2 separate regions of the Homo sapiens genome follow, and region 1 is linked to region 2. Evidence: chromatin contacts called from ENCODE Hi-C data. All regions are on one chromosome and are shown on one strand. Each heading gives the region's core, a stretch centred on a gene start or an enhancer-like site at or near the end of the contact. The rest is flanking DNA. Distances are from core to core; before and after follow the strand shown. Region 1 holds the start of NCAM1 (neural cell adhesion molecule 1). Region 2 has its middle 81 kb from the start of NCAM1.

What was found. A loop is a pair of places that touch in the nucleus more often than their neighbours do. Pooled maps may share reads with other maps.
Region 1: a loop to region 2 is called in a map of dorsolateral prefrontal cortex, with 11 times the contacts of the local background. The contact joins the promoter of NCAM1 here to the enhancer-like site in region 2. A Hi-C loop is called at or near these places in 8 of 168 maps with a recorded cell type or tissue (Right ventricle myocardium inferior, ascending aorta, cardiac septum and 4 more) and 12 of 50 pooled maps.

Annotation. Positions count from the first base shown.
Region 1 is chr11:112,959,138-112,963,831 of GRCh38, reverse strand. It overlaps NCAM1 (neural cell adhesion molecule 1), which reads right to left and starts at 2,412. Exons shown (of 20, transcript NM_181351.5): 1 at 2,168-2,412. The coding sequence starts at 2,219. NCAM1-AS2 (NCAM1 antisense RNA 2) reads left to right here and starts at 372. Exons shown (of 3, transcript NR_120563.1): 1 at 372-622; 2 at 2,356-2,465; 3 at 2,981-4,553. RefSeq lists an enhancer at 1,692-2,469.
Region 2 is chr11:112,878,306-112,883,330 of GRCh38, reverse strand. No RefSeq gene overlaps it. Among named protein-coding and RNA genes, the nearest start is that of NCAM1, 81 kb to the left of the region's middle. RefSeq lists an enhancer at 1,089-1,589. Within about 2 kb of position 1,755, at least 6 of the 41 ENCODE cell types and tissues checked have a DNase peak (open chromatin) inside an H3K27ac peak, as active enhancers do; they include ascending aorta, dorsolateral prefrontal cortex and heart right ventricle, where a contact is called at or near this core.

The DNA of each region.
Region 1 (4,694 bases), core at 1,163-3,662, 80 kb before region 2:
CCAGTGGGAATTCCTGGGCCTGCAACTTCCACGGGATCCAAATACTGATGACTGTACCCATCACGATGATGGAAAGGACCGCCAGGCGATCCCCCAAAAGGCCCACCAAATATCCGGGCTCCATTGTCACGCTCCCACCCGGGGGCGAGGATGTCTCAAAAACACCCCCCTTCCCCCGCCCCATGTGGACAGGTCGCGTCGCGGCACCCACGGGCACCGCGGAAAGGGGCATAACCGGGGTGGCCCCCGCCCAGGTGGCAGCGGAGACCCAGGGCCAGGCGGACTAGGCTTGGTCCCCACCCCTCCTCTCCGGGCCCTGCCACGGCCCCGCCCCGCCGTCAGTAGAGCCCCCGGCCCGCGGTCGGCCGGTCAGCGCACGCGCGTAGGTGTGCCTGCCAGGATGCCCTCCCCGGCGACGCGCTCAGGCCCGGATTCCGCGGCGCGAGAGTGAGCGCTGGCGGGGGCGGTGGGATGCTCCAAGTCGGCGTGAAAGAGGCGAGAGTGGGCGAGCACGGGCGGCCGGACCAGGAGCACTCCCGGTGACCACCTAGTCTCCATTTTATTTCCTCGGAAACTGCCGGGCAGGCGGGGGACCGGCCGCAGGGCGGGGTTTCTCTTGGCGGTGAGTGAGCGAGACCGTTAGGCTGAAGCACCGGGAGACTGTCCTGGCAGCTCCTGGCCGCCACCCGCGCCGCAATAAAAGCCTCTCGCGGCTTCCCGCCCAGCCAGCTTCGCACTGATTGGTCGCCGTGGGAGGGACCCGAGTTGGCTGGAGGCGGCGGCCGAGCGCTGCTCTTGTGCCGCCCGCGGAGGGGGCGCACTGGGTGCTCCCTGGCCCGCCCCGTGCGCTCCCCAACCGGGGGTCGGCCGTCCAGGGCAGGTACAACGGTACCTGGAGCTGCGACCGCGACACACAGCCCCTCCGCCCGGCTTTCCTCGATCGCTTCCCAGCACACGCCCCCCGCCCAGAATGTCCGCCCAACCCACCCAGCTCTCTGCGGCCCCTGCTTTTCTTCCTTCCCTCCCGTCCATCAGAGCCAAAGCGCAAATCCTTGGGTGGAGGTGGGGGGATGACAGCTGGAGGGGAGGGTGGGCACGCACAGAAGAATTTTCCAGGGAGGCCGGGATGGAAATAGCCAAAATGAAATGCACCTCCCTGCACACTGCCGAGGTTCTCTGGGCGGCGGCGCAACCCCCGCCACCCGCGGCAGCATCACTACTGTCTTCCTCCCAGCTCCCTATTGTTCACACTTTGCCAGGATCGGGAACCTCGCCCAAAGAAAGGAGACAGGGCGAGGTGTTTCGGGCGGCTACCTGCCATTCTTCTCCCGCCCCGTGCAACACTGGGCACGCGGCGCGTGTAAAGACACACGCGCGCACACGCGCGCGCACACACCAGGCAGCCCCAATCACGCCCTCCTCGCCCTCCGCCCCTCCGCACTTCCTCCTGTCAAAACGCGGCGCTCGACCCTCCCATCCTTCAGTGCTCGCGGCCGAGGGTAGGCTTTGCAACTAACCAGCAATTTGGCAAATGAAAAACTAACGTCATGTCGACTGGGGTGCAACAACGGTCACACCAACAACAACGGCCGTGCGATTCTGCCCATTTTGCCCCATTTTGCAAACCGTTATTCTTCTGGGGCGGGGGAAGCAAAGCAGCGATCCTGACTTTATTAGACCCAGGAATATAACGATCTGGGGCGGCTGCCCTAGCCTTATTGTTCACTCTTCCCGGAGCCGGGGCTGACAAGCCACTTCCCCCTCGGAATCCGAGCCCGTGCGGCGGCACCACCCGAGCCGCGACCTCCCCCGCCCCGCCGCCCGCCTTTGGGGAAGGAGCGCTGCCCATCACCAGCGCGGCCGCTGAGTCCCCAGGAGCCGGCCGGCTCTGCTCCCACCGCCGCGGGCGCACAAAGTGGGAAGGGCGGACGCGCCGGAGGGGCGCCGGGCGCTGGCGGCTCGGGGAGGCAGCCCCGTGCAGCGCAGCCCTGGAGGGAGCGGGGTTCGGCTGGGCAGCAAGGGCGACGCGCTCCTTTCACAGCTAAACGAAAATGACCAGCCTTAGCAGTCCACGTAAAACCACCCAAAATAATAGCGTTCCTCCTAGGAGTAGGAGGAAGGGGTAATTAGCAAACCAGATTGAGAATTAAAAAAAAAAAAAATGTACCTGCAGTTCCCAGGAAAAACAAAGTCCAGATGAGATCCTTAGTTTGCAGCATTGTAATCTGCTGGCTGGGAGGGATGTTCTTGCCGCGGTAAATTCTGTGCCCCCCCCCCTGCAGCGAGTGTGGACGGCGGCTGAGCGACAGACCTAGGGGCAGACAATTGCCAGGCTGAGTATGATTATTTTTGCAGAATTGTTTCCTGCCAGCGGCAGCCGAGCTGCGTTCACGCGCTGATCGGAGAATGAGTGACAGTCCCAGCCTCAGCACACTCGCAACTCGGAGATCCTTGCGCTGGCCCGGGTTCGTTTTGATGGAACTGGGATGGGAGCGAGGAGCGGGGGGCGGGGGTGAGAACCTCACTGTGTCCTTCCACCACGCCGGCCACAAATAGTGCCGAACATCAAGGAGGTAAGAGAGACAGGGGAGGCAGATGCGGAAGCCTGCAAAACGCGGCCTGGAGCTTTTGGGGGAGCCGGGCTCTTTCACACGCAGTCTCCCTGGGAGAGCTGGGATTTCTTTTCACACTTCTACCCTACGCCTTCGCAGGCGCTCCTGCTACCCAGCCTTCCTTAATCAGCAGTTTGCATATTTTGATAACTAGTAAATAATAAAAGCAAAATTTTAGATTTGGTTAGGTAAAGTTGTCAAATCCCTCCATTTCGATTCTAAGATCCTTGCAACACAAGGATAGCCCAGGACTTTAAGTGCGGGAAATTAGAACTTTGGAGAGGGATGGGGGTTGCCGTTGCTGGGTGTTGTTTGGATATTGTTTGTTTGTTTGTTTTATCCTAACTGTGAAGTTTGCTCTCCCACAGAGAGACATACAACACCCTTCAGCAGATCCCCTGGGAAGGAGGTGGGAAGAGACTTAAGTTAGAAGAAAACTCCGATGTTTGGAAGAGATTTCCAGAAATAACCCGAAGAAAATGTTTTCCTGTTTATAAATTCTGAAATCTGTGGTCTCTTTATTAAAATAGCCAGGCTTTTATATAGGTATTATGATATAGAAGCGTCATTAAATAATATTTTCTTACATGGGGACGTGACCTTAATTCTTAAAGATATTAATGTATAATATTACTGAGGTACCAACACAATAGGCTTTAATTAAAATTCCACCCGTGTTTTCAAAAGTAGGGGGTGGAGAAAGCGGGGTGAAAAGAATCATGTCTCAGCACCTGAAGGCTTGGGTATGTAAGGAACTAATGTGAGAAAGGTGTTCTAGATGTCAGGTTAACCCATTAGCCTAGAACACTGAAACCCTCTAACAGAGGAAGTCTGCATAAGTTCAAAGGCATTAAAGCACTAATGTTACCGGGTACTCCGTTTTTCTTCAAAGGTCGGCCTCCCCACTCCTGTAGCAGGTTTTTTGTTTTGTTTTGTTTTGTTTTGTTTCTGTTTTGTTTTTTTGAGATGGAGCCTCGCTCTGTCGCCCAGGCTGCAGTGCAGTGGCGCCATCTCTGCTCACTGCAACCTCTGCTCCCGGTTCAAGCGATTCTGCTGCCTCAGCCTCCTGAGTAGCTGGGATTACAGGCGCGCGCCACCACGCCCAGCTAATTTTTGTATTTTTAGTAGAGACGGTGTTTCACCATGTTGGTCAGGCCGGTCTCGAACTCCTGACCTCGTGATCTGCCCACCTCAGCCTCCCAAAGTGCTAGGATTACAGCCGTGAGCTACCGCACCCAGCCGCTGTAGCAGTTTTTAAAAGTCCATCCTCTACTGTCAGGACATCCATCCTTATTGGACAGGCCCCATCTCTTCCCCACTTTCCTCCTCTATAATAGACCAAGTGGGCCACACCAGTACAGTGTAATTAGCTTGGACCCCTGAAAAGTATTTCTTCCCCCAAGTAAATCTTCCACAACGTTTACTTTGGGCTATTTCTCTCATTCCAAGTATAAACAATTCAAAAGTACAGAAAAGTAGAAAGAACTAAAAATAACCCCAAATCCCACAGATTCCAGAGATACTCATAGATTTTGTCTTCTGTATGTGCATATGATTTTTATAATTGACATATTATAGTAGCAATTTGAATCCTGCTGATTTTGCCTAACATCAGTATAAGCATTTATTCCTCTGGATCATTAAAAAGCTTTTCTAGATATTTTTATAGCTATGTAATATTTCTTCATATGGATGATTTTGCAATGGTTTCCCCATTTTTGCATATTTATATTGTTTGTGGAGTTTGATAATATAAATAAGGCTTTTTTGAACATCTTTCAACAAATATTTGCGGAGCAACCACTGGGTTTAGCCCTGTGCTAGATGCAGTGAATTATATACGTCTTTTTTTAATGGTTGCTGTATTTAAGTGTCTTTGATTTCAGACTTCTGCTTCTAACATCTAAAATCACCACATTAAATATTACAGATTTATGTAAATGAATGTTATCAGACTCTTTCCTTAAAAAAGAGGTTTTGATGGTGAGGAAAGATAGAGAGAACAGGCAGGGGGTAGAGTGGGGAGAGTGAAGGTTGGGGCCCCCAAAATAAAAATTTTTCCAATTTTGCCCCTAAGAGTGA
Region 2 (5,025 bases), core at 506-3,005:
AACCCCCAAGCACGGCCAGCTGTCTCAACTCTCTGTTCCCTCAGCTCCAGGGTTGGAATTCGATGGCAGGCCTGTGTTAAATTGTGTGTAGAGCCTTCCCCAGGAGACCCTGAGGACTGGACTGTGACTCATGCATCTCCATCTTTGGCTCCTGGCACAGTGCTCCTTCCTGGCACCCAGTGGATATTCAGCAAACAAATCTTCAGTGTACTCAACTGTGGGTCTCAGACAGGTGCCTCCCCCACTTTCATGTAGACCATCCAGATTCCTGCTGTGTTGCCTACAATCTCAGAGATCACAGAGTGTGCCCTTATGTCCCATAGCAGCAGACTCAGGATGCCTGGCATTGCCTCCAGGGGATTCTGGCTTGCCTGTGTGGGCCCTGGTTGATAAACGGCTGTTTCACTTGCTCTCTCCCCGCCAGGCCTCTAGGAAAGACCAGCCCTTATCATGAATGAAATGCCATACTAAATATCTTGGGCATGAGGCCAGTGAGCAGGGCTGTTGCGCAGTGCAAAGAAGTTGCTATAAGACTCTAATAGACATACAGCTTTGGGAAGAAAAGATGAGCAATAAGACATTTGTCTCAAGAGCCAGATGCGGCTTCATCACACCTCTTGTCTGATAGGAGCTGGTCTAAGTCTGAGTAAACAGGCACTTAGTACAGGAGATTTAGAAGACAGAAAACCCCTGGTCACTGTGGTCTTTGGGGGAGGAAGTGGCTAAATAGGAGCTTCACAATATTTGTGGAAAATAATGGTGTTATGGGCTCACTTGTATTCCACCTAAAATTTGTATGTTGAACTTCCAATCCCCAGTACCTCAGCATGTGACTGCATTTAGAGACAGACTGTATTTTAAAGAGGTAAAATGGCCCTAACCCAGTATGACTTGTGTCCTTATAAGAAGAGGAAATTTGGATAAAGACATGCTTACAGAGGGAAAGGCTATGTGAGGGCACATTGGGAAGGCAAGCCAAGGAGAGAGGGCTCAGATGAAATTAACCCTGCTGGCACGTTCGTCTTCAACTTGCAGCCTCCAAAAGAGTGAGAAGATATATTTTCCTTGTTCAAGCCACCTAGTCTGTGGTCCTTGGTTAGGACACCCTAGTCAACTAGTACAGATGGGTAGGGGGTGGTGAGGGTCTCCAGCCCCCATGCAGGGGCTTTTGGTCTGTGATTTGCCACTGTGGGTCACTGCAACTCCTCTGGGGGTGGGGGGGGGGGGTCTCCCGACCCATTAGGTAGCGCCCTGTCGCCCTGTCACCTGCTCATAAACATCTTATTTCTCTTGCTTGGTTCTCATCACACGCTCATAGAAGTACTGCATTTCCTTACTTCCGTCTCCCCCACTGGACTCTGAATTCCTTGAGGGTAGGGATTGTGCCCTTCTTCCCAGTGCCTGCCACAGAAACGGTGCCCAGTAAACACGTATTTGTGGAATTGATGAATTGGAGTTGGTCTCTGCCCTGGGTGTTTCCCATCAGTCTCGCTGTCCCGCCCTTCTGCCCTTCTGAAGCCCATAAAACAGAGTCTGCTCCCCAAGCTGGCCTGGCTCGGGTCGGGGCTCGCAGCGTCCCCTCCCCAGCAGCTTTCGCGAGTGACTGGCAGGGCTGGGAAACAAGCCCACCGCGGGAGGAGGCTCCAGACGAAATGGCCTGGATGGGGGAGCAAGACGATTGGGCCCTGTCCTGTCCAGCGATGTGATTGGCTGTCTGTCCGAACAGGCTCCTGTGATTGGCTCCCCAGGCAGCAGAGCGAGGCTAATGAATCCCTTCCCTTTAGGCGTTTCCTGCTAGCTTTCTGGCAGGGAAAGCAGGGTGGTGGCTGTCGTTCTAGACTGGTCCTTGTGTGCTGCAACCTCAAGGTGCAGAAAATGCTCAGAGCCCTAGACAAACAGTCCTTCGCTAGACCTGCCTGGGAAGGGGATTAGCTACGGGTCAATAGGGGTCTAACACAATCTTTCTGTCGGGTAGACAAAACCACCATTGATACACCTGCTCTCTGGAGTTGACACCTTTAACTCAAGGCAGAAAAGCAAACCATCTAAATTCAGTCCTCTATCTTCACTTCTTTTTTACTTTGGTTTCTCTCCTGGGGTTAGACCTGTATTTTTCTTTTTCTGCAAATTGAAAATGTAGGTTACAGGCTGGGCTGTCAAATTAGGAAGGACTAGCAGTTAGAATGAGTGGCTCTCCTGCCCTTAGCAGCCTGGAAATGTTCTTTACTATTCCAGCAGCTGCAGGGATATTTGGGAGTCTATAGTGATAATAATTATTGTTACTATTTGCACATTGAAGCCGCCAACAGTTCACACATTATAATGATTCTGTATACAATTTTAATCCTACATTAATAGGCATTTTTCATTTGTCCTGAAAACTCTGACATAATTTACTTTTTTTTTTTGCTTCACATTTTACATTCTGCAGAAAAGGAAAACGTTGGCTGGGAGGTTAAATGACTTAGCTGAGACCACAGGTCTTATGCAGAGGGAGCTTGCAGACACCTTAGATGAAGAAGTAGTATGGCTACCACTGTGGCTGGTGGGGGAATGTATATGGAGGACAAGGGAGGCCAGTCTACTAAGTTAAACTCTGCGGACTAGAAAATCAACACCTGACCTCGTTTCCAGGAAATGTTAGTTCTGCTTACTCCCAGAGTGGGGTTTGTCTGTTTCCTGACTGGTTCCTGCACCGGACAGGCCTTGAGGGGGTGACAACCACAGTACATGCCAAGTGAGGGTGATGACTAGAAAGAAGGTTTCCTGTTCCCACCTCTCTCTTCTCTTCTGGTCAGCACTCCTGCAGAAGCATAGGAAGGTGATGATGTTTGTCATTTATTCACAGAGATATTCCTGTACTCCCTGCTCTCTTTCCCCCTCTGTTTGAGTAGGGGTCCCCCAGAGAGTACTTCTTAGATCATTTATTTTTAATGGGATTTGAACAGCTGAGCTGGTGTGACTGTGCCTTGGGTTCCTGGTACTTTTCTAGTCTTTTCTGGACTTTCTGTCATGCCAGGTAGGCTTACTGTTTGTTTTAATTTTGTGAAAGTAACACCAAGTTAAAAAAATAACTATGGAAAATGAGAACAAGGACAAATACATGGATATATGTGGAGGGAAATACTGGCAGCAGAAACTTGAATTCCAAGGCCCTGTGCAAAACTTTGAAAAGACTTGAATTCCATGGCCCTACACTCACCGTCCACAGTGTTAACATGGGTTGGTGCGTGCCTGTGATATGTGCAGGCATCTTCTTTTGTGGATCCCAGGAGCTTCAGGGCTCACTTAAGGGCAGCCATACGTGAGAAAATCCTTATAAAGTGTTTGACACTGCATGGCACATGGTAAACACTCCATAATTCATAGGCATCACAATTGTTATTGGTAAAAATGGGACAATGAAAGAAAAAGATTTAATCTATCTCCTTTTCTCTGAACTCCTGAGATAGTCCCTCTCATTCAGGGTTTAGAATGTCTATCTCAGAAAATAAGGAAATCTGAGTATCTGAATATGAAATCTGCTGAGTGTCGAACTGCACAATGAGATACTGCAAGGATGGGGCTGGGGTCTGGCTTCTTGAACCTTCCATGATATAATAGCCTGAGTGATCACTCTGAGACCCAGTGATTTTCTTCTAAGTATTTGATTTGAGATTTCACTTCCAGACTGAACCTGAGATTTTACTAGTCACTAGTTCAGGTGACTGCTGAAGGCTTGTATGTTTCCTAGTGCTGCTATAATAAATTTCAACAGAGCAGGTGGCTTACAGTAGAAATTTTACTCTCTCACAGTTGTGGAGGCTACAAGTCCAAAACGAAGGTGCCGAAAGGACGGTGCTTTCTTGGAAGTCTGTAGAAGAGGATTCTTTCTTGTTTCCTCCAGCCTCTGGAGCTGTAGGCATTTCTTGGCTTGTGGCAACATCACTTCGATCTGTGCTTCTATCATCACATGGTCATCTGCTTTGTATCTGTTTCCTCTTCTTCTGAGGACACCAGTCATTGGATTGGGGCCCACCTCCCTCTAGTATGACCTCAGTTTAGCTTAACTAATTACATCTGCAATGACTCTATTTCCAAAGAAGTTCACCTTCTGAGGTATTGGGGGTTAGGACTTCAACATATCCTCTTTGGGGGGATATGATTCCACCCATATCAGGGCCCTTCCGCTGTCCATCACAACAGGCCTTGAAGCCAGCAGGGTTCCAGGGCACATCTCAAGCTCACTTCCAGATATGTCATTCCAGGAAGAAGGCCCTGTCCATGGCAGCCAGGTTTCCCTCCGCATTGCCTAGTTCCGGGCCCTGCCGCAGCCAGAGGGGATGAAACACTGCACACATATCCCTGTCCCATTGCATCCCATACATCCTGGGCTTGGTGAGTAGAATGTGGGGCATCTTTTTTTTTTTTTTTTGAGACAGAGTCTCACTCTTTCACCTACGCTGGAGTGCAGTGGCATGATCTCGGCTCACTGTGACCTCCGCCTCATGGGTTCAAGCGATTCTCCTGCCTTAGCCTCCTGAGTAGCTGGGATTACAGGAGCCCACCACCACACCCAGATAATTTTTGTGTTTTAGTAGAGATGGAGTTTCACCATGTTGGTCAGGCTGGTCTCGAACTCCTGACCTCAAGTGATCTGCGGGGCACTCTTAAGAGTTCTGATCAAGGCCACTTTCCCAGGCCAAAGCCCTCCTGCCCGAGAGGGTCAGCCTGCTGAAGTGGACGTAATTCATCTTCAGGGCTTTTCCTCCCTGCACTGCTGCCCGCCTCACATCCGCTTACTCCACTGCCAGAAAAGGTTGTCGCAGCATAGACACAGCAGAGACACTCTCTCAAATCCCATTGTCTGGAGAACAGCGAGACTGGCTCAGGCTGAGTGACAGTCACAGCTGAGCAAAAAGGGGCAGAGAGAGAGGAGAGAGAACAGAGTGAGAGCTGGAGCTCAGAGAGACAGGGAGGGACAGTTTGGCTACCCCAGCAGCTGCCAGCCTCCCTGGAGGAAAACCTGCCTCTGCTTCCCGGGGT